3 separate regions of the Mus musculus genome follow, and regions 2 and 3 are each linked to region 1. Evidence: chromatin loops called from intact Hi-C (ENCODE). Cell type or tissue: left cerebral cortex. All regions are shown on one strand.

Evidence for each region. Hi-C counts contacts between places; a loop is a spot of excess contacts. Peaks named below come from ENCODE experiments on the same cell type or tissue, not always from the same donor. Only the 100,000 strongest peaks of a DNase experiment are listed, where the experiment ranks them.
Region 2: it touches region 1 in a loop (5-fold over the local background); 12 of 42 quality-filtered maps call a loop at or near these places.
Region 3: a loop joins it to region 1, with 6 times the contacts of the local background. A loop is called at or near these places in 12 of 42 quality-filtered maps.

Annotation. Positions count from the first base shown.
Region 1 is chr13:68,101,303-68,109,302 of GRCm38, forward strand. No RefSeq gene overlaps it. Among named protein-coding and RNA genes, the nearest start is that of Urml, 130 kb to the right of the region's middle. In left cerebral cortex, no CTCF peak of the experiment used is centred here; a DNase peak (open chromatin) is centred at 4,971.
Region 2 is chr13:68,250,226-68,258,225 of GRCm38, forward strand. No RefSeq gene overlaps it. Among named protein-coding and RNA genes, the nearest start is that of Urml, 19 kb to the left of the region's middle. In left cerebral cortex, no CTCF peak of the experiment used is centred here; no DNase peak of the experiment used is centred here.
Region 3 is chr13:68,261,543-68,269,542 of GRCm38, forward strand. No RefSeq gene overlaps it. Among named protein-coding and RNA genes, the nearest start is that of Urml, 31 kb to the left of the region's middle. In left cerebral cortex, no CTCF peak of the experiment used is centred here; no DNase peak of the experiment used is centred here.

The DNA.
Region 1 (8,000 bases):
GGGAAACATTGTGTGGGCAACCACTGCAGTCCATCCCCTCTGGACTTGGTGGCCTGATCTCACACCTGACATCTGTAAGTTAGTGGCAGGATCCCCCAAATGGGACCTCCCCGATCATACCGATCTTAGTAACCCACCCCCTGAAGAGCGGTGTGTCCCAAACGGGATAGGGAACACATATGGGTGTTCGGGGCAGTTTTACCGAGCTAATCTTAGAGCTGCACAATTTTATGTTTGCCCTGGTCAGGGTCAGAGCAAAAGGCTTCAACGAGAATGTGGAGGGGCATCAGATTACTTTTGTGATAAATGGACATGTGAAATGACAGGGGAAGCTTACTGGAAGCCCTCCTCTGGCTGGGACCTAATCACGGTAAAACGAAGAAGTGGCTATGATAAGTCAAACCAAGGAGAAAGAAACCCCTATAAATATCCAGAGAATGGGTGCGCTTTTAAAAACAGCCCCCCAGGACCATGCAAAGGTAAATACTGCAACCCCCTACTTATAAAGTTCACTGAGAAAGGGAAACAACACCGTCTAAGTTGGCTTAAAGGAAATAGGTGGGGTTGGCGAGTATACATTCCACTAAGAGATCCTGGGTTCATTTTCATGATCAGGCTGACAGTGAGAGACCCGGCAGTGACACTCGTTGGGCCCAACAAGGTCCTTATAGAACAGGGCCCCCCAGTCGTACCGGCTCCCCCAAAGGTCCCAGCCGTACCAGCTCCACCAACTCCACAGCCCAACTCAGTGGTACCCTCTCTAGGGACTAATACTCCCCTCATAAAGCCTACCTTGGCTTCCCCACCACCACTAGGTACAGAGAACCGTCTGGTCAGTCTAGTCCAGGGAGCTTTTTTAGCTTTAAATAGAACTAACCCTAATATGACTCAATCATGCTGGTTATGCTATACCTCTAGCCCCCCTTATTATGAAGGAATAGCTCAGATCAGAACTTATAATATCACTTCAGATCATTCTCAATGTCTTTGGGGAGAAAACAGAAAGTTGACTCTATCAGCAGTTTCAGGAAGAGGGCTTTGTTTGGGCCGGGTACCTCAGGATAAAGGGCACCTCTGTAATCAGACCCGGAACATCCAGTCTAGCAAAAGTGGTCAGTATCTAGTGCCCCCCTTAGACACAGTATGGGCTTGCAATACCGGTCTCACTCCTTGTGTGTCTATGTCTGTTTTTAATAGTTCCAAAGATTTCTGCATTTTGGTTCAGCTTATTCCTAGACTCCTGTATCATGATGATAGCTCCTTTTTAGACAAATTTGAGCATTGGGTCCGCTGGAGAAGAGAGCCCGTTACCCTAACTTTGGCAGTTCTGTTAGGATTAGGAGTAGCGGCTGGAGTAGGTACAGGAACCGCTGCCTTAATTAAGACCCCCCAATACTATGAAGAACTACGTGCAGCTATGGATGTTGATCTTAGAACTATAGAACAGTCTATAACCAAATTAGAAGAATCTTTAACTTCCCTGTCCGAAGTGGTGCTACAGAATAGAAGGGGATTAGACTTATTATTCCTTAAAGAAGGAGGACTCTGTGCTGCCCTAAAAGAAGAATGTTGTTTTTATGTTGACCATTCAGGGGTAATCAAAGATTCTATGGCCAAACTTAGAGAACGCCTAGATATACGTAAAAGAGAAAGAGAAAGCCAACAAGGATGATTCGAAAGCTGGTTTAATAAGTCCCCTTGGCTCACCACTCTCCTCTCCACCATAGCAGGACCTTTGATTACTCTTATGCTTTTGCTTACTTTTGGCCCCTACATCCTTAATAAGTTAGTAGCTTTTATTAGAGAAAGGATAAATGCAGTACAGGTTATGGTACTAAGGCAACAATATCGGGTCCTTCAGGAGGTTGAAAACTAGCTCTAAGATTAGAGCTATTTCCTAAAAGGAGTGGGGAATGAAGAATAAAAAATTACTGAACTCTTCCTCACCCCAGAGCCCGACCCCTCCCATCTAGAGAGTGTTCCCAGAACACTCCTGAACTCTTCACCCCAGAATGCATTCCTGAACTCCTCACCCTAGAGTTCGAACCCTCCCAACTAAAGACTGTTCCAAGAACATTTTTGAGATAAGGGCCTCCTGGAACAACCTCAGAATGAACTGGGTACATTGCCAAATAATAGGACATGACCCCTTAGTTACGTAGAATCCCTTGGCAGAACCCCTTGTCCCTTGGCAGAACCCCTTAGTTATGTAAACTTGTACTTTCCCTACCCCGCTCTCCCCCCTTGAGTTTTCCTATATAAGCCTGTGAAAAATTTGGCTGGTCGTCGATTCTCCTCTACACCACTAGGTGTATGAGTTTCAACCCCAGAGCTCTGGTCTATGTGCTGCTTTCATGCTGCTGCTTTATTAACTCTTGCCTTCAACATTTTGAGTTCGGTCTCAGTGTCTTCTTGGGTCCGCGGCTGTCCCGAGGCTTGAGTGAGGGTCTCCCTTCGGGGGTCTTTCACCAGCTTATACAGAACACCAGCTGAAACAACTAGTTGCATGGAATTGAGCAACTATTAGATTTTTGGACCCTTTCACAGCTGCCCATTGTTGGGTGAGTTGGAATACAAACTGTAAGTCATTCTGAAAGAATCTGAGGAGCCCCTCTCTCAGGCCTCAGGACAATAGCAGACACCCAAGAACTCACAATAGACCAAGCTTGATGCAAACCACGTGAGTTTTTATTCGGGGAAAACCAGAGCTCTGGGGATAACTCATATCCTAAGCAGGGGAAGAGGAGAAAGAGGTCCCAGTTTTTATAGGCCCTCAGGGGAGAAAGGAGAAGGGGGGATTAGGGGATTTCCAGATCTAAACAATGTCTATTCTCAAGAAATGGGTATTGGAGGGGTACAAGGGAAGAGTCTGGTGCAGGTGCAGCAACTCAGGATAGGCCGGGCTGTGGTTGCTGGGGAGATTTTCTGACTCTTTCTTAGCCATGAATATCACAAACACCTGACAATGGGCTTCATCAGTGGGCACACACATGGGTTCAAGGATTGATCAAAACATTGGCAAACACAAGGGTTCAAGGAGTGGCCAGAGCATTGTGCACCTCTATTTTTCTAAATCAGTGAAGTTAGTTCTGCTAACAGTGCCAAATATCTTGCCAATTTCAAGGCTTCTGTGACCATTTCCATTCTGTCAGGATCTGTCATTCCCCACTTCTTCTAGTTACTAGTTCTAATTTAGAACTAAACTGCAATCTTTTCTTTAAGGTTCTGCAGAGACTGGTATTGTTGTTTTAGTACTAACAGCTGGACAGCACCAATCTTCTCTCTAATAAAGGTCACCAATTTATTAAGAACTATTGGGCCACACATCAGCCGTAAAAGCAAAATTATTCAAGTGTCTATCAGAGTAGAAATGAAGGTGGTCAGCCAAGGGGATTTATTCTTCAGGAGCTCGATTTACCTGAGAGGCATGAATCTAAGCTGAGATGCATTCTACTTTGATAGCAGTGGGGATGGTCAGCAGCACGATGCAAGGGCCTTTCTAAAAAGGTTTTAGATTCTCAGTTTGATGTCCTCAGACAAGAACTGAATCTCCCACCTGGAACTGGTGTGGTATCATCAAGTCTCCTGGTTCGTAGGGCTCTTTGAGCTGCTCTCAGGCTATGTTTCTGACCACTTCTAGGGCTTTCATGCGTGTAAACAATGAAGGACCAGGGTTAAAATTTAAAGGATCTAATGCTCTCTCTACTTCAGTGAGTGGGGGAGGCCCCCCATATAGAATTTCATATGGAGTGAGCTTAAATTTCCCCAGTGTGTTCTTAACGGGGAACAAGGCAAAGGGAAGGAGGGCTGTCCAGTAATTTTCGCTGGTCTCTAAGGTCAATTTACTCAAGGTCTCTTTTAGAGTTCTATTCATCCTTTCTACCTGTCGTGAACTCTGGTGTCTATAATACAATGTAATTTCCAATCAATCCCCAGTTGGATGGCCAGTCCCTGACTAACTGGGCAACAAAGGCAGGTCCGTTGTCAGACCCTATTACCTTAGGTATTCCAAACCGTGGAAAATTTTCTTCTAGGATTTTCTTTTCTTTTTTTTTTTTCTTCTCCTAGGATTTTCTTAACTACAACATTGGCAGTTTCTCTTTTCTTGGGTAGGCCTCCACCCATCCTGAAAAGGTATCTATAAAAACTAAGAGATATTTATTACCATACTTAGTTGGCTTTACTTCAGTAAAATCTACTTCCCAATAGGCTCCAGGGTGATCTCCTTGTAGTCTTCTTCCTGGAGGATATCTTGAATGTCCTGCATTAGTCATGGCACACGTTACACAGCTCTTAACTACTGCTTCTGCAACATCAGAGAGTCTTAAAACATAAAAAGCAGATGCTTTGACCAGGGTTTGCAGGCATTTGACTCCCAGGTGGGATAGCCGAAGTATATTTTCAATAAATCTTTTCTTTCTGTGGTAATATCATTTTACCATTACTGGCTGTTGATTGGCCCTGTGAATTTTCTGCAGTAAACAATAAATTGTACATTAGTTTCATATCTTCAGGGGTAGGTATACTCAAAACTCTGGCTGCACAGTTCCAGCAGAGCAACTTTCTGGAGAGATTCTATCTGTCGAGTCCTGAAGGGCAGTATCTTAGGGCTGAGTGCAGCCTGTTTAGCTTTAACACCAACCATATTATTCCCCCTTGTCACAGCATCGTGCCCTTTTTGATGTCCAGGACAATGTATAATGGCCACTTTGGCAGGCAGATGAATAGCCTCAAGGAGGCTCAGAATCTCCTCTTTATTTTTTATGTCCTTGCTTGCTGATGTCAGCAACCTTCTTTGTCTATAGATGGCACTGTGGACATGGGCTGTAGCAAAAGCATACCAGCTATCGGTGTAAATGTTGTTGGACTGCCCTCAGCCATCCAAACTGCCTGGGTCAGAGAAATTAATTCAGCTTTTTTCAGCTGACATACATTCAGGCAGGCTGCCAGACCACACGACTTGCTTACCATCTACCACCGCCACCCCTGCCATCCTCTTATCCTTCCACTAGGAAACTGCTTCCATCTGTGTTCCTGTATTTATTTTGCATGGATAAAAACACTAGGCAATGAATGCCCAAATGAAATGAGTGAGTTAATTTTACTTCTAAGACAAGCCACCATTCATATGTCTAAACGGAGACTTCAGATCTGTGTGCAGATCTCTTCTGCTGGAGGCCATAGGCTAGTGTGCTGCACATTCTTTTTATGTGAGCCGCACTTAATCTGTTTTCTCCACACCAGACTCAGCAGTTTAAGGAGGACTGTGCAAAGGAAGGTACCTTTTGAACCAGGACAGCTGTTTGCCTGTGTGGTAACCACAGAAGAGGAGGTAGATGGAGCTGAAAGGGCCCTTTTCCAGATGGAAATGTAGCTCAGGTAAGTGTGCAGTAGCAGAATGTCTTGATGCATAGAGCAGAAGACTCCAACTTCAGACACAGCTGAGTGTTGGCACTCAGGCCCTGAGTGTGTCTCTGTCTCTTCATCCCTGAACTTAATAAACAGAAATGAAATTCATAATTAGCACACACAGGTGTTTGTACTGATAAATAATCTGTGCATATGTCTATCTAATGCACACATGCATGAACAGATAGATAGATAGATAGATAGATAGATAGATAGATAACAGGTGATACATCTTATTTGAGGAACAACTGATATACAAAGAACTGCACATTTTATTGTGTGTAATTTAAAGTGTATCAACAAAGTTACTGTATTAAACTATCTAAGTATCTCCCATAGTTATGTCTTTAAAAATAATATTCCTAGAACAACAATATGAACTAACCAGTACCCCACCCCCACCCCAGAGCTTGTGTCTCTAGCTGCATATGAATCAGAAGATAGCCTAGTTGGCCATCAGTGGAAAGAGAGGACCATTAGTCCTGCAAACTTTATATGCCTCAGTACAGGGAAACAACAGGGCCAAGAAATGGGCGTGGTTGGGTGGTGGAGCATGTGGGGGACTTTTGGGATAGCATTGGAAATGTATATGAAATAAATACCCAATAAAAAAAGAACATAAAAAATATTATTCCTTAGTTTACTTTTGTATTAAGAGCACAGCATAGGACCTACCTCTTCAAGAAATTCAGATGTGTCCAGGATTAAATTTTTAGGGTCAGTATCATGTTCCCAGTACATTTCCACAACTTATTTGACATAATTGAAGCTTTATACATATTGGGTAACAACTCTGAATGCCTCCACTGAGAAAGCATGACCTAAGTTTATTTACTCTGTGATTATATCATTTATCTTAGAGAAAGTATTCCATGCTGATGTCTGTTGTTTCAAATTATAATGCCTATTTTATTTCTGAGGCAGAGAAATGTCCCATCACATGTGGACTGTGCTTTCTTTGTCTCTCCGTTTGTGCAAACGTGAGTCGTTCCTTACCTGAGCTGATGTTGAAAGGGCTGAAATGCACATGGGAATTCAGATGTCTTTGTGGGACTCTGGTTGGAGTTCCTTTGGATCTCATGGACATTCTAGCCTGTTTTGTTTGCTTATTTTTGTTTGTGGATCTCTGCGCAGTTTCCACAGCCACTGCTCCATTTTATATCCCCACATTTTCTTAGTATATTCTGTGCCTGCATTTCCTTGCTGTTTAGTGATATTGGCAATATCCCTGTTGGCCATTCATACACCCTTGAGAAGGAGTGTTTTGTCATGTTCCATTTATTATCAATTGTGTTCTCTGTATTCCCTACTGATCTTCAGGAGACCCTTACACATGTTCAAAACTAATCAGCTGCCTGAACCCACAGGGTTAATGATGCTTGCTAAGGGCAAGGACAGAACCAGATTATCAAAGGACAGACTCTTAAACTGACAGTGTAGAGAAGACTGAACTGCCACTTGAAAAAAAATCAAGAAGGTGGAAAAAACAAACAAAACATGGAAACATAGGGGGCAAATCCTTTTCATGGTGGGTTAGGAGATAGCTCCGTGGATTTGACACCAATATCAGAGTTAACAAAAGCTGCCAGGTAAAAGCTCCTATGATAGCCATAGTGCACAATGGAGATATATAGTCAGGTACAGGGTGGGGTGAGGGTTGGTTCCTGGGAGTAGGGGGTTGGGAGAAACCATACAACTTGACTGACTAGCAGTCAGAGTACTTTTTTATTCATACAGAACTCAATAGATGTCTCAGTTAGGGTTTTACTGCTGCGAACATACATCATGACAAAGGCAACTCATATAAAGGACAATGTTTAATTGAGTCTGGCTTACAGGTTCAGAGGTTCAATCCATTATCATCATGGCAGAAGCACTGCAGCATCCAGGCAGGCTTGATGCACGAGGAGCTGAAAGTTCTGAAGGCAAACAGAAGGGCAGCTAGGAGGAGGGTCTCCTTGCCCATCCTCCTCCATCAATAATTGAGAAAATGACTTACTGTTGGATTTCATGGAGGCATTGCCTCAAGGGAGGCTCTTTTTCTGTGATACTCCCAGCTTGTGTCAAGTTGACACACAAAACTAGCCACTACAACAGGGATAGATTCATATTGTTCTAAAACATAAACCATATCACTTTTGTCCCAGGACATGCGTTTTAAATTCCTCTTTATTCATAAGTTTAGTCATCATTGATTAACCATGACATTACAGAGTTATCATTTATAGTCATTTACACCCATCAGCCCTATAACCAAATTTTAAGAATCTTGTGGTTTTAAGAGTACTACACTGAGTCTAATTATGGTAGTTTCCCCTTTTGATTTTTTTTTTTTGAAATTCTGGTTTGTTTGTCTTCCAAAAATATTTCTTTTGGGCCTAAACATTTCATTTTTGTTTTATGATGCCTTGTTTTTCCTTCTCTCTCTGAGGCAGTTTTTCTTCCGCAGATCCTCACCTTTACTCCCTGAGCTGTCTCTGTATTTCCTGGTTTTGTTGTTTCATCAGCTCCCTTATACATCTTCATTGTTTTTTCTTGATAGTCACTGAGGAGTTTCAGTGGGCATGGCCACATACCTGGCAGACCATCTC
Region 2 (8,000 bases), 150 kb after region 1:
CAATACCAGACTCACGGTTCTACCTTGATATAAGGTTCAATCACCGTCTTCCTCTTAAACATGAGGTTTTGGAGAGTGCTCCCTCTGAGTATCCTGAGCATGAGGTTTTTGAGAGTGTTCCATCTGAGTCTCCTGATCATGACGTCTTGGAGGGTGCTCCCTTTGAGTCTCCTGAGCACGAGGTCACAGAGGGAGCTCCTTCTGAGTTTCCTGAGTATGAGGCTGTGGAGGGTGCTCCTTCTGAATATCCTGAGCACGAGATCCTGGAGAGTGCTCCCTATTAGTGACTTGAGCACGAGGTTCTGGAGGGTGCTCCCTCTGAATCTCCTGAGTACGAGATCCTGGAGGGTGCTCCCTCTGAATCTCTTGAGCATGAGGTTCTCAAGGGTGCTCCCTCTTAGTCTCTTGAGCACCACGTCCTGGAGGGTGCTCCCTCTGAATCTCTTGAGCATGAAGTTGTGGAAGGTGCTCCCTCTGAGTCTCTTGACCACGAAGTTCTTGAGGGTGCTCGCTCTGAGTCTCTTGAGCACTTGGTCCTTGAGGGTGCTCCCTCTGAATCTCTTGAGCACGAAGTTTTTGAGGGTCCTCGCTCTGAGTCTCTTGAGCACTTGGTCCTTGAGGGTGCTCCCTCTGAATCTCTTGAGAACGAGGTTGTGGAGGGGACTCCTTCTCTCCCCATTTTCAGTCCAACTTTTCCCACGCATTTTACTAATGGTCCACTGAGCAAAAGAAACCATTGGGCAGGAACTGCAACTGCAAACTTTAAGTAAACAAAGAAGGTGAGCAATTAAAAAGTTTGGCCAAAACAGTGCTCAGTTAAGAATAATTTAAAGACATTTAATGTAAGTAACTTAAAAGGTGATGCACTTATTAAAAAATTCAAAAAAGTAAAGTAATTAAAGTGAAATGGTATAATTGGGCCTTGCAAACACATAAGTGGATGCTCACAGTCAGCTATTGGATGGATCACAGGGCCCCCAATGGAGGAGCTAGAGAAAGTATCCAAGGAGCTAAAGAGATCTGCAACCCTGTGGGTGCAACAACATTATGAACTAACCAGTACCCCGGAGCTCTTGACTCTAGCTGCATATGTGCCAAAAGATGGCCTAGTCGGCCATCACTGGAAAGAGAGGCCCACTGGACACGCAAACTTTATATGCCTCAGTACAGGGGAATGCCAGGGCCAAAAAGTGGGAATGGGTGGGTAGGGGAGTTGGGGGGAGGGTATGGGGGACTTTTGGAATAGCATTGGAAATGTAATTGAGGAAAATACGTAATAAAAATATTTTAAAAAAAATCAGAAAAGTAAAGTAATTAAAAAGAAATGGTATAATTGGGAAGTCACAAAGATAGGTACAAAGAATAAAACTTGTCAGGTGTGTCTATGCTAATTAGCTGTGGTTCTGAGGTTTGTTACCTGTAGAATTCTTTGTCTTTATAGGTTAAAGTGCTCCGTTCTCTTCTGCTGTGATGGGCCTCCGGTCACTGCAAAGAAGACATTAGAGATGGTAGGATGGAATTACCCAACTATGCAAATGACTTAAACATCGGATTCCAATTTTGTAGGTGTTTAAAATTAGAATTTAAAAAAAATGGTAATGTTCTTGGGTATATCAAAGATAGCCAAGAATCAGATTTAATAGTGTTGAGGGGTAACCACGCTTGGAAGAAGCAGAAAGCTATAGAAAAAGAAAGAGAGATCCTGGGGTACAAGTTAGTGTCTTCTGTGACAGGACAACAGCCTCTTACTATACAGATGTGTCCGTGTCTTTATTATTGAACCTCAATTGGGTCCCCTGAAAGCCCTGTAATATTTGGGGAGGCCTGACTTTCCAACAGCTTCAAATCTTGCTATTTGTGCTCTCTCTTCTATTTCTTTGATACTATAGTAACAGCATTAATGCATACCAACTGTCCACAAGAAATAATCAAGAAACTCTTTGCACAACCCAGGCCGGCTTTCAGACTCCTTGGTTCAGGAGTTAAGTAAAACATTCTGGGAGAAATTGCTTTGAACATAAAAGTGTGGGCCGGAGGACCTCAGGTCCCAAGGTTCATCACTGGGAAAATGAAAAACTGTAAGTTTTGGCTTCTCACTCAATTTACATTACCACCATTTTCCAAAGTACACTGATTCACTCACAAAGGCCAGGTGGCCAAGAACACAAAAATATCTCTGTCCTTCATGGGCTCATCATCATAGTCCCAACGTCTCACCTCAGAATGTGGTAAGTGGAACTGCGGAATGACTTGCTAACTCACTTAGAATTTAAAATTAAACCCTGAGCGAAGAAATGTGGACAATTTCTTCCAGGCTGAGCACAGCTATTATTCTTGAGTGTGGGATAACCACACATGCAGTACCGTATGTCCCTGTATTCTCAATTGTTAATTGCCATGTTGACTGTGCCAGGCTAGCAGGATATGCAAATGAAATGAGGTCCTTTCCTCACCTGCCCCCCAAAAAAAGACAAGCCACCCTGGGGAAGGTCATGTAAGCCCCCACTGCCTAGTGGACGAGTGAAGAGCATGGCTTTTTGTATAATAAAGACCTGGTGGCTAGAGCTGGGTAGAAGGACTAACAGGCAGGGATGTAGCAGGATGGAAGCACCGACATGAAAGGCACAGGGAGGAAGAGCAGTGTACTATCAGGGTTCTCTAGTGTCATAGAACTTATGGATAGTCTCAGTATAGTAAAGGAACTTATTACTTACAGCCTGCAGTCCAACTCCCAACAACAGTCAGTAGCAGCTGTAGAATGGAAGTCCAAGGATCTAGCAGTTGCTCAGTCCCACACTGCAAGGAGCCAAAGGAGAGTGAGCTTTCCTTCTTCCAATGTCCTTATATAGTCTCCAGCAAAAGGTGTAACCCAGATTAAAGGTGTGTGCCACCACACCTTTAATCCCAGATGACCTTGAACTCAGAGATCACCTTGTCTTAATCTTCTGGAATCCATAGCCACTAGGCGTCAAGATCTCCATATCAAGATCCAGGTCAGAAACTTTTATCTCCCAAGCCTCCAGATTAGGGTCACTGGTGAGCCATCCAATTCTGGATTGTAGTTCATTCCAGATATAGTCAATTTGACAACCAGGAATAGCCACTCCATGCATTCAGAGCCACATGGAGAGAAACAACAGCAGACGAAGGGTTAAGTTGAAATCTAGCTGAGTGGCTGGCCCAGAAAACAGGACAACAGAGTTCTACTATACGGATGTGCCTGTGTCTTTATTACTGAACCTAAACTGGGTCCCCAGAAAGCCCCGCAATTCTTGGGGAGGCCTGGCTTTACAAACTACTTGTCTGTGCTCCTGGGAGACACAGGCAGACATATTATGGCTCTCCCGTATTTAGGAAAATATTGTCACAGCTTCATTATCAGAGTCATAGATATTCCAAATGTGAGTAAAGCTGCTCATGTGGTCTCTTCCCAAAGGGCCCGAAGCCCTGGCCCTTCAGCAATGTAGACATTTGCCTTTGCTACACCTTCCCTAGCTTTCCAAGGATGGACTGAGAGGGGCCACTCAATGGGCTCCAAAGACAACCAGAGTTTACTACTAAGTTTATTGACCAGGCCGGGGCCAAGTGAACGCATTGGCAACTTAGATACTTTCCTACCTCTGTGAAGAGATACCAAGACCAATGCGACTCTTACAGAAGGCATTTGATTTTCAGCTGGATTACACCTTTGGAGGGTTAGTACAAGGCAATCACAGTAGGGGGAGCACCTCAGCAGGCAGACAGGCTCCTGCTACAACAATACCCAGAGAGCCTACATCTTATCTTGAGGTAGAGACCAACAGAGACTGCGCCTGCTGTGAGCTCTTGAAACCTCCTTCAATAAGGACACTCTTTTACTCTTTTTTTTAATTACTTACTTATTTCATATATATGGGTACACTGTGACTGCCTCCAGAAACACCAGAAGAGGGCATCAGATCCCACTACAGATGACTGTGAGCCACCCTGTGGTTGCTGAGAATTGAACTTAGGACGTCTGGAAGAACAGTCAGTGCTCTTAACTGCTGAGCCATCTCTCCAGCCTTCTTCCAATCCTTTTTAAAAGCATCCAAATGTATTGGCCTATAGGAGCCATTTTTATTCAGACCATCACAACTGGTGATTCCTAACTTGGAAAAGATGTCTTTGTCTAGTGAAGATGTTAAAATGAGGGTAATCAAAGTCACCTAGCAAGTAAAGACATTTGATGCCAAGCCTGACACCTGCTTTGATCCCCAAGACTCACATTGCAGAGAGAAAACTGACTCCTACAAGTTGTTCTCTGGTTGTGGTATTTATTCATGTGTGCAGATGACAGACAGATAAACCGAAAGACAGACAGACAGACACACACACACACACACACTCACTTACACACACACACACACACACACACACACACACTAAGTCAGATAAATACATGCATACTAAATACAATCTAACAAGTATTTTTTAAAAGTTAAAACCAGGTGTTTGCATCTACTACCTTAAATTTCCTATGATTGGAAACATGAAGATGCTGCTCATAACTGAGGAATGCAAGTCTGTGGGTCCCACAGTTTTTATCGTTATCCCACAGTTTACAGAATCTAGGGCCTGTAAGCTTAGGTTTGAAAGAACAAAAGGGAAGCATACTGCAGCACAATCAAAGATAATAAATGGCTCTTAGAACAGATTCTCAAAGGGAATATTTGTTTTGTTTTGTTTTGTTTTTACCCAAATTTCTAAAATCTTTGGCATCTGTGTGTGGTCATATGTTGGAAGTTGCTGTCTAGCAACACAGTGTGTGGTTTGTTCATTGGTGCAGTGGGATGCAGTCAGGACCCCTCCAGTCTGAGACAAGGCACATTGTGCTTGTCACCACGCCTCTTCTTCGTGAAGTGCCTGTGATATGCAAGAGAGAATGCCTGCATGCTTACCATGGTGTAAGAAAGGAGAACAGTTAAAACATTGAGCACATAGCAGTGGCCCATTACTAGGATATGATAGATGGGTATGCTTGAGCCACTAAACCTTTGAGAAAATTCTTCCAAATGAAGCACTGTGAGCAGGTCCTGTAAAAGCATGACTGTAAAACTGATTGTGACAGCTATTCCTGATTGACAACGTGACCACTTCAGGAATGAACAACAATCCAGAAATGGAGGTCACACCTGTGATCCAGATTTTGAGGCTGTAATACACAGGCTTCTGACCCAGATCTTGACAAAGAGATTTTAGGCTTAAAGGCCATAAAAATCTTAGGCTCAGGCAAGGTAGTACATGCCTTTTATCCCATGATACTCAGGCAAGTAGAACTCTGAGTTCAAGGTCATCCTAGGACAAATCATGTTCCAGACCCAGGCATGGTAGTATACACCTTTTATCTGAGTTACACCTTATGTTGGAGGCTTGCAGAAAAATATTGGTAGAAAAAAAAGACTCAGTTTTCTTTGCCTGCTTGCATTTACTTGCCAGAACATCTGTTGGAACCTACCTCTTCAGGATCCCAGCCTATACAGAACACCAGCTGAAAAAACTAGTTGAATGGAACTGAGCACCTATTAGATTTTTGGACCCATTCACAGCTGCCCATTGTATGGTGAGTTGGACTACAAACTGTAAGTCATTCTGAAAGACTTCGAGGAGCCCCTCGAACAAGCCTCGGGACAATGGCGGACATCCAAGAACTCACAATAGACCAAGCATGATGCAAACCACATGAGGCTTTATTTGGGGAAAGCCAGAGCTCTGGGAACAACTCATATCCCACGCAGGAGTAGAGGAGTCCACCTCGAGAAGAAAGAGGTCCCAGTTTTTATAGTACCTCAGTGGAGAAAGTATAAGGGGGGGGGAGTAAGGGATTTCCAGATCTAAACAATGTCTCAAGAAATGGGTATGGGAGGGGTACAAGGAAAGAGTCTGGTGCAGGTGTAGCAACTCAGGATTGGACGGGCTGTGGTTGCTGGGGAGATTTTCTGACTCTTTCTCCACCATCAATATCACAAACACCTGACAATGGGCTTCATCAGTGGGCACAGCATGGGTTCAAGGATTGGTCAAAACATTGGCAGACACAGTTTGAAGGAGTGGCCAGAGCATTGTTCACCTCTATTTTTCTAAATCATTGAAGTTAGTTCTGCTAACAGTGACACCTATCTTGCCAATTTCAGGGCTTCTGTGACCTTTTACATTCTGTCAGGATCTGTCATTCCCCACTTCTTCTAGTTACTAGTTCTAATCTTAGAACTAAACTGCAATCTCTTCTTTAAGGTTCTGCAGAGACTGGTATTGTTGTCTTAGTACTAAAAGCTGGACGGCACCAATCTTCTCTCTAATAAAGGTCACCAATTTATTAAGAACTATCGGGCCACACATCAGCAGTAAGAGCAAAATTATTAGAGTGTCTATCAGAGTAGAAATGAGGGTGGTCAGCCAAGGGGATTTATTCTTCAGGAGCTCGATTTACCTGAGTGGCATGAATCTAAGCTGAGTTCCCTTCTACTTTTACCGCAGTGGGGGTGGTTAGCAGCACGATGTAAGGGCCTTTCTAACAAGGTTTTAGATCCTCAGTTCGATGTAGTCAGACGAGAACTACATCTCCCACTTGGAACTGGTGTGCTATCATCAAGTCTCCTGGTTCGAAGGGCTCTTTGATCTGCTCTCAGGCGGTGTTTCTGACCACTTCTAGGGCTTTCATGAATGTAAAAAATGAAGGACCAGGGTTTAATTTTAAAGGATCTAAAGCTCTCTCTACTTCAGTGAGCGGGGGGTGGGGGTACCCATACAGAATTTCATATGGAGTGAGCTTAAATTTCCCCAGTGTGTTCTTAACGGGGAACAAGGCAAAGGGAAGGAGGGCTGTCCAGTAATTTTCGCTGGTCTCTAAGGTCAATTTAGTCAAGGTCTCTTTTAGAGTTCTATTCATCCTTTCTACCTGTCGTGAACTCTGGGGTCTATAAGCACAATGTAATTTCCAATCAATCCCCAGTTGGATGGCCAGTCCCTGACTTACCTGGGCACAAAGGCAGGTCCGTTGTCAGACCCTATTACCTTAGGTAGTCCAAACCGTGGAAAATTTTCTTCTAGGATTTTCTCAACCACAACATTGGCAGTTTCTTTTTTCTTGGGTAGGCCTCCACCCATCCTGAAAAGGTATCTATAAAAGCTAAAAGATATTTATTACCATACTTAGCTGGCTTTATTTCAGTAAAATCTACTTCCCAATAGGCTCCAGGGTGATCTCTTAGTCTTATCCCTAGAGGATATCTTGAATGTCCTGCATTAGTCATGCATGGCATATGGTACACAGCTCTTAATTATTGCTTCTGCCACATCAGAGAGTCTTAAAACATAAAAAGCAGATGCTTTGACCAGGGTTTGCAGGCGTTTGACTCCCAGGTGGGACAGCCGAAGTATATTTTCAATAAATCTTTTCTCTTCTTTTTGTGGTAATATTATTTTACCACTACTGGCTGCTCGTTGGCTCTGTGAATTTTCTGCAGTAATCCCTAAATTGTCCATTAGTTTCATATCTTCAGGGGTAGGTGTACTCAAAACTCTAGCTGCACAGTTCCAGTTCTGGCAGAGCAACTTTCTGGAGAGATTTTATCTGTCGAGTCCTGAAGGGCAGTATCTTAGGGCTGAGTGCAGCCTGTTTAGCTTTAACACCAGCCATGTTATTCCCCCTCCTCCCAGCATCGTGTCCTTTTTGATGTCCAGGACAATGTATAATGGCCACTTTGGCAGGCAGATGAATAGCCTCAAGGAGGCTCAGAATCTCCTCTTTATTTTTTATGTCCTTGCTTGCTGATGTCAGCAACCTTCTTTGTCTATAGATGGCACTGTGGACATGGGCTGTAGCAAAAGCATACCAGCTATCGGTGTAAATGTTGATGGATTGCCCCCAGCCATCCAAAGGGCCTTGGCCAGAGCAATTAATTCAGCTTTTTTAGGTGACATACATTCTGGCAGGCTGCCAGCCCACATGACTTGCTTACCATCTACCACCGCCACCCCTG
Region 3 (8,000 bases), 160 kb after region 1:
AGGCTTTATTTGGGGAAAGCCAGAGCTCTGGGGACGACTCATATCCCACGCAGGGGTAGAGGAGTTGACCTCGAGGGGAAAGAAGTCCCAGTTTTTATAGGCCTTCAGGGGAGAAAGGTGAAGGGGGTAAGAAGGGGATTTCCAGATATAAAAAATGTCTATTCTCAGGAAATGGGTATGGGAGGGGTACAAGGAATGAGTCTGGTGCAGGTGTAGCAACTCATGACTGGCCCAGCTGTGGTTGCTGGGGAGATTTTTCAACTCTTTCCTGGCAACCAATATAACAAACACCTGGCAATGGGCTTCATCAGTGGCTACACCCATGGGTTCAAGGAACGGTCAAAATATTGGCAGACACAAAGGTTCAAGGAGTGGCCAGAGCATTGTGCACTTCTATTTTTCTAAATCAGTGAAGTTAGTTCTGCTAACAGTGAAATCTATCTTGCCAATTTCATGGCTTCTGTGACCTTGTATATTCTGTCAGGATCTTTCAATTATAACAAATTCCCTCAATAGAGAGAGATAATCTATAAGTCCTGTGACTCTAGAGAAGCCTGACTAATACAATGATGCCCACTTACAAAATCCAGGATCACCTAAGTGACCCAAAAGGGAAATTTTTAGGAAAATACCTTTGCTCTATTCGCATAGCTTCTAAAAACAAGTTGCATGTCAAGATATTCGTGGACAACAAACCAAGCAAATCCTCCTGGAGTTCCCAGGACAGGAGGATGGCTCTATTTACTTCCCTGAATGACCCACTGTTAGATTTTAGCCACAAATATACCATGTAGAGGAAAAGATGTTACTTACTATTTGGAATGAAAGAAAATCAGAAACAAAGGTAATCCCATAGATCTTCCCCACTCCTCATGTTTCAAAATTAAGTTGTCTACAAAGCCAATATACAATTCATGGGATGCCTCACCCATTCGTGTCACAGCCTGTCTGCTATCCAACTTTCCTCTTGGTCCCAGGCAATTATGAGTGGGCACTATACAGATACTCACAGACAACCACTGGGCTGAGCCCAGGGACCCCAATGAAAGAGTTGGGGGAGGGACTGAAAGAGCTGAAGGGGATTGCAACCCCATAGGAAGAAAAATATCAACTAACTCGACCCCATGGTGTTCCCAAGGCCTAAACCACCAACCAAAGACTACACGTGGATGGGTCCAATGCTCCAGCTGCATAGGTACCGCAGGGTGGTCTTATCTGGCATCAATGGGAGGGGAGGCCCTTGTTCTGTGAAGGTTCAATGCCCCAGCATAGGGGAATGCTAGGGTGGTGAGGCAGGAGAGGGTAAGTTGGGAAGCAACCTCTTAGAGGCAAAGGGGATGATGGGATAGGGGTTTGAGGAGGGGAGACCGAAAAGTGGGACAACATTTGAAATATTAACAAATGAAATAACCAATTTTTCTTTTTAAAAGACAGGGTCACTGTGATAACGGGCAGGAAGTCGCAACGACCACTGCAAACTCCCAATTTACCAGGGTTGGGGTTTTATTGATGTAATTCAGGTGCCAATACAAGTTTGGGCAATTGGGCTGTGAGCAGATAACTTGTGTACTTTTGCCTGATTAGAACCATCAACACTCAGACCTGAGAACATTTTGAATCTAATGAAATGATTTGCATGCCTCTAATTTTCTCAGAGTGTTATAAATCCCTACAGCATGTCCATTAAACCCCACAAAGAAAGTCATTGCTCTTTTTTATATTCTAGGCAATACTTTGAAACTTCTAATGTCTCGTCTTAGTTCAGACAGTTTATTACCTTTCTCCAACTCATCAATTTGTTTCCCAAAATAACATGGCTCAAATTTTCTAAGTTTTCATTTTAAAAAATAAATGGCTTTGTTTTTCTGTTTAAAAAATTAATAGATATATGCCCAAAAGTGCCATATGGGAAGAGTTATTAGGTATCTCGCTTTAAAAATACTAACTTATTTATTTTTATTTTATGCTCGTTGATATGTTTTTGCCTGCATGTATGTCTGTGTGAGGTTGTTAGATCTTAGAGTTACAGACAGTTGTGAGCTTCCATGTCAGTTATGGCATTCCAGGGTCCTCTGGAAGAGCAGTCAATACTCTTAACCGCTCAGCCATCTCTTCCGCCCCTAAATATCTCACTTTTAACATACTCAGACTCATAAGTGTTTTACCACGTGATGATTATTGTAAAAATTACCCTTATCTACTCGAGACCCTTGAACTCAGTTGACACTGCACACTCTTCCTGTGAAAGCAACCTTAACCCAGTTCTTCATTGTTGCATGTGTCTGTGTCAAAGTCATGGTTTTGATGTCTTAGTGATGGCCTCCAGGGTTGTTGTCTTGGGTCAGATTTCTCTTATTTGGCACTGGCTTCAGTTCTTACAAATCTGATTCCTTCTTAATTCAGAGAAAGAGAGAATTAGTCTCTCCAGAGATGACCCTCCCAATTGTTATCTAATGACATGTGGGCAGCCCTGAAATCATACACATACAAGCAACACTAAATACTCTCATTGCATTGTACTAATATGCTATATATGTATACTTGTCAAAAATGGGGAAACCATTTAGAGAGAAAGTTGGGGAAGAGAGAAATGACTGGCTGGAAAGGACATGGGGTGGTTTGGAGGAAGGAAATGAAAGAGGAGAATTAATGTAATCACATCATATTTTTTTTTTCATTTTAAACAAGAGAGAGAGGATCTGACTAGGAGGCAAACGCATATGTTGGAAGTGAAAGAACAAGCTGGGAGTAGGGTGTCATCAGCTTAGAGGCCTATAACTGATTACATTCAGTTCACACAGTGGAAGACAAAGCAGCAAGTGGCCACAAGGTCACAGAAAGGCCCAGGAAGCAAGAGTGGGGCTTCAGCGAAGGGTTCAGTTAAATGTCTGTACAGGAAGTAAGTCTATCCTCATCACAACCCTCATCCCATGTCACCAAGACATTCTCAGTGGCTCCAAACAGCAGAAGATCAGAATTCAATCCTTTGAGAAGTAGAACATAAAAGGTTCTGAATACACAGGATACAAATTATGGAAGTAATGAGAGTCCTGTGAATGTAGCGGGAAGGCTGGGGAAATACCTCAGGGGGTAAAACAGGAGGACCAGAGTTCAATCCTAGAAGTCACGCAAGGTCAGGAGGGTGGGACATCATTCTTGGAATTACACTTGGAATTCCAGCCTCAGAAAGCAGAGGCAAGTGGTGTGGTCCCTAGGATAAGCTGGCTAAAAAGACTAGGTCATATCAGTGAGCCAGACCATGATTTTTCTTTTTTTTTTAATTGTATATTTTCTTTATTTACATTTCAAATGTTACCCCCTTTCCTAGTTTCCCCCATCCCATCCTCCCTCCCCCTATTTCTATGAGAGTGTTCCTCCACCCTCCCACCCACTCCAATCTCCCCACCCTGGATTTCTCTATACTGGGGCATCTATCCAGCCTTCATAGGACCAAGGACCTCTCCTTCCATTGATGCCGACATGGCCATCCTCTGCTACATATGCAACTCGAGCCATGTGTACTCCTCAAGACTCCCGAGAATCAAATAACCCTATTAACAGAGCTAAACAAAGAATTCTCAACTGAGGAATATTGAATGGCCAAGAAGCACCTAAAGAAATGTTCAACATCCTTACTCATCAGGGAAATGTAAATCAAACGGAAACACCCCAAGAAGAGCCCCTCGCTCAGGCCTTAGGACAATAGCGGAACCCCAATAATTCACAAGAGACCACGCTTGATGTAAAACACATGAGGCTTTTTTCAGGGAAAGCCAGAGCTCTGGGGACGACTCATATCCCAGGCAGGGGTAGTAGAGTCGACCACTAGGGGAAAGGATTCCCAGTTTTTATAGGCCCTCAGGGTGGAAAGGAGAAGGGGTGAGTAGGGGTTTCCAGATCTAAATAAGGTCTATTCTCAAGAAATGGGTATGGGAGTGGTACAAGGAAAGAGTCTGTTGCAGGTATAGCAACTCAGGATTGGCCTTGCTGTGGTTGCTGGGGAGATTTTTCAACTCTTTCCCAGAAACCAACATCACAAACACCTGGCAGTGAGGTGCAGCAGTGGGCACACACCTCGGTTCAAGGAATGGTCAAAACATTGGTGGACATATGGTTTCAAGGAGTGGCCAGAGCATTGTGCACCTCTCTTTTTCTAAATCAGTGAAGCAACTTTTGCTAACAATGAAATCTGTTTTGCCAATTTCAGGACTTTTGGGACCTTTTACATTCTGTCAGGATCTTTCAAAACCACTTCACACCAGTCTGAATGGATAAAATAAAAAAAAAAAACTCAGGTGACAGCAGATGCAGACTGTGCTGTAAAGAATAAAAAAGTGTCGCTGATCATGCTTTCTAACACCATACTCTGCCTTCCTCCACACAAATATGACTGTTTGGATGTTTTGTCCTTATGGATAATGGGGACAGAGATTTTATAAATGAAGCAAGGTAAATGAAAAAAATCTATATATTAACTTGTAGGCCATCTCAGCTCTCCATTCTTCCTGCACTTTGGAAACCATGAAAAGGTAAACTCTGCAGAAAGAGAAGATGCTCCTACTGTTGAGAAAGAGGTGCCCAACTAAACATCTCACAGGTGAATATTGGATATTTCTTACATCCACAGTAAGAGATCTTAACGGCACTGCTATCATCCTACAAGATGGTCTGCCAGGTATGTGGCCATGCCCACTGAAACTCCTCAGTGACTATCAAGACAAACAATGAAGATGTATAAGGGAGCTGATGAAAGAACAAAACCAGGAAATACAGAACTGAAACCATAGGCTCCGCCTGAAACAGAGCGTCCTCTTAAAGCCACAGGTCCCCCCAAGATCTATTCTGAAATTGAAGGGCCTCCTGAGTGGCCAGAGTCGCTTCACACTCTGCCCTATTTTCTGCCTCCACAGGACCTTGCTCCTGGCTCTGGGATTGCTGGTGGCAGTTGGTGGATCAAGGACTGATGGCTGGGACCCAGAGCCAACAAACCCAGAGTCCCCCAGCAGATAGAGCTCCTGACACCACTTCTTCCTTTTCCTTTGAGAGCTCTAGGTGACCTGCCCACAGACCCTCAGTCTCTACAGACCTTCCAATATTAGTCTTTTGTAATCAGCTGATCTGTATAATTGGAACGCTGTGTTCCCTCTGGACCAGCCAGATTAGAACTACAAGATGGCTCAAGGTAGGGAGAGGTTGCCAGGTTACCGGCTGGGCTCTAGTCTAAAGGGAGCTATGAGACGCCACACCAATTTTCCTCAGGTAAGAGAAGTAATGCAGGGCCCTACAGAGCCCCTGTCTGTTTTTCTAGAAAGATTGAGAGAAGCTTATAGATACTATACTCCTTTTAACCCGAATTCTGAGGGTCAACAAGCAGCGGTTGCTATGGCTTTTAAAGATTACATGCCATGGCTTTACAAGATTTAGTCAGGGAGATAGAAAAGGTGTATCACAAGAGAGGGAGAATAAGAGGAAAAGAAGACAGGAGAGGAATTTAAGCAGGATTTTGGCCGCAGTACTAGGGGAACGTGAAGGAAGGAACAGGCCAGAGAATAGACAGATAGGGTACCTGGGCAACAAGGAACCCAGACCTGAAGGAAGAAGATCTGTCCAGAAGATTTTAGAGAAGGACCAATGTGCCTATTGTAAGAAAAAAGGGCATTGGGCACGGGAGTGCCCAAAGAATTAGGGAAGGGACCCTAAGGTCCTGACTCTGAAAGATGATGAATAGGGGAGATGGGGCTCGGACCCCTTCTCTGAGCCTAGGGTAACCCTGATGGTGGGGGGGATCCCATGGACTTTTTAATTGACACAGGGGCAGAGCATTCTGTGTTGAAACATCCACTGGGAATATTAAAAAATAAAAGAACCACAGTGATTGGAGCCACTGGTCAGAAACAATACCCCTGGACCACTGCACGCACTGTAGATCTGGGGGAAGGCCAAGTGAGTCATTCTTTCTTGGTCATTCCTGAGTGTCTCACACCTCTTCTAGGAAGACATCTTCTGCCTAAATTAAAGGCCCAGATTAGATTTACCCAACAAGGGCCGAGAGTAAGTTGGGAATCTCCCACCTCCGTAGTTTAGCCCTGCAGCTTGAGGAAGAATATAGATTGCCTGAAGGCATAAAGAAAACGGAGGTTCCAGACCTAAAAGACGAGGCCCGTTTCACCGGATGTAAGACTCTTTAATGGCAAGATAGTAATACTGGAGGAGCAGTTTTGAAAAAAAAAAAGAGTCCTGCATTATTTCAGTGTGAGCCCACTCAGCCTCAACATGCTAGTAATTACCCCTGGAAGCTTGACACTGCCTGTCATTTGTGTCTGGAATTCAGGCAACACCTATAAATCAGGTGACTTTCTTGTCAACCTGAAAACATGCCCTGTCTGCAAGTCTCAGATGTAAACAGTGTTTCTATGTTGATATAGTAAAGGGAGGATAAATTGGCTCTAACAAATGACTCTGTGAGTGTATACTGAGAATCTATTCTTATGTGACCTGCAGGCTAAAAAGGAAGTGGAGGGCAAAGGCTTCTGAGGGAATCTGCTGCACAACATGGGAAGGGCCTACTCTGGGATTTTTGTCTCTACACCAGCTCACAGGACAGGATGCAGGTGCACTCTTACTGCAGCCTGTCTAGAATGTCTCATGGAAAAAATAATTTGTGTCACAAAACACAAAAATGCATCTGAATTCCTGATAAAGAACAATGTAGTGGGACTTGGCACATTTCTCCAAGAAAAAAAATTATTTTGCATGGATAAAAACACTTGACAATAAATGCCCAAATGAAGTGAGTGAGTTAATTTTACTTCTAAGACAAGCCACCATTCATATGTCTAAACGGAGACTTCAGATATGTGTGTAGATCTCTCCGTTGGAGGCCATAGGCCAGTGCGCTGCACATTCTTTTTATGTGAGCTGCACTTAATCTGTTTTCTCCACACCAGACTCAGCAGTTTAAGGAGGATTGTGCAAAGGAAGGTACTTTTTGAACCAGGACAGCTGTTTGCCTGTGTGGTAACCACAGAAGGGGAGGTAGTTGGAGATGAAAGGGCCCATTTCCAGACAGAAATGTAGCTCAGGTAATTGTGCAGTAGCAGAATGGTTTGGTGAATAGAGCAGAGGACTCCAACTTCAGACTGAGCTGGTTGTTGGCACTCAGGCCCTAAGGGCATCTTTGTCACTTCATCCCTGAACTTAATAAACAGGAATGGAAGGTATAAGTAGCACACACTGATGTTTGTACTGCTAAATAATCTGTGCATATGTCTAACTAATGCACACATGCATGGATAGATAGATAGATAAATAGATAGATAGATAGATAGATAGATAGATAGATAGATAGATAGATAGACAGATAGATAACAGGTGATAGACCTTATTTGAGGAATGACTGATATACAAAGAACTGTACATTTCATTGTGTGTAATTTAATGTGATATCAACAAATTTACTGTATTAACTATCTAAGTATCTCCCATAGTTATGTCTTTTAAAAAAAGTTTTCCTTAGTTTACTTTTGTATTAAGAGCACAGCATAGGACCTACCTCTTCAACAAATTCAGATGTGTCCAGGATTAAATTGTTAGGGTCGGTATCATGTTCCCAGTAGATTTCTACAATTTATTTATCTGACATAATTGAAGCTTTAAACATATTGGGTTACAACTCTGCATTCTTCCACTGAGAAAGCATGGCGTAACGTTGGTTACTCTGTGACTATATCATTTGTCTTAGAGAAAGTATTCCACCCTCATGTATGTTGTTCTAAATTCCGGCGCCTCTTTTATTTCTGAGGCAGAGAAATGTCCAATCACGTGTGTACTGTGCTTTCTTTGTCTCTCTGTTTGTTCAAACGTGAGTCGTTCCTTACCTGAGCGGTTTTGAAAGGGTTGAAATGCACATGGGAATTCAGATGTCTTTGTGCGAATCTGGTTGGAGTTCCTTTGGATCTCATGGACATTCTAGCCTGCTTTGTTTGCTTATTTTTGTTTGT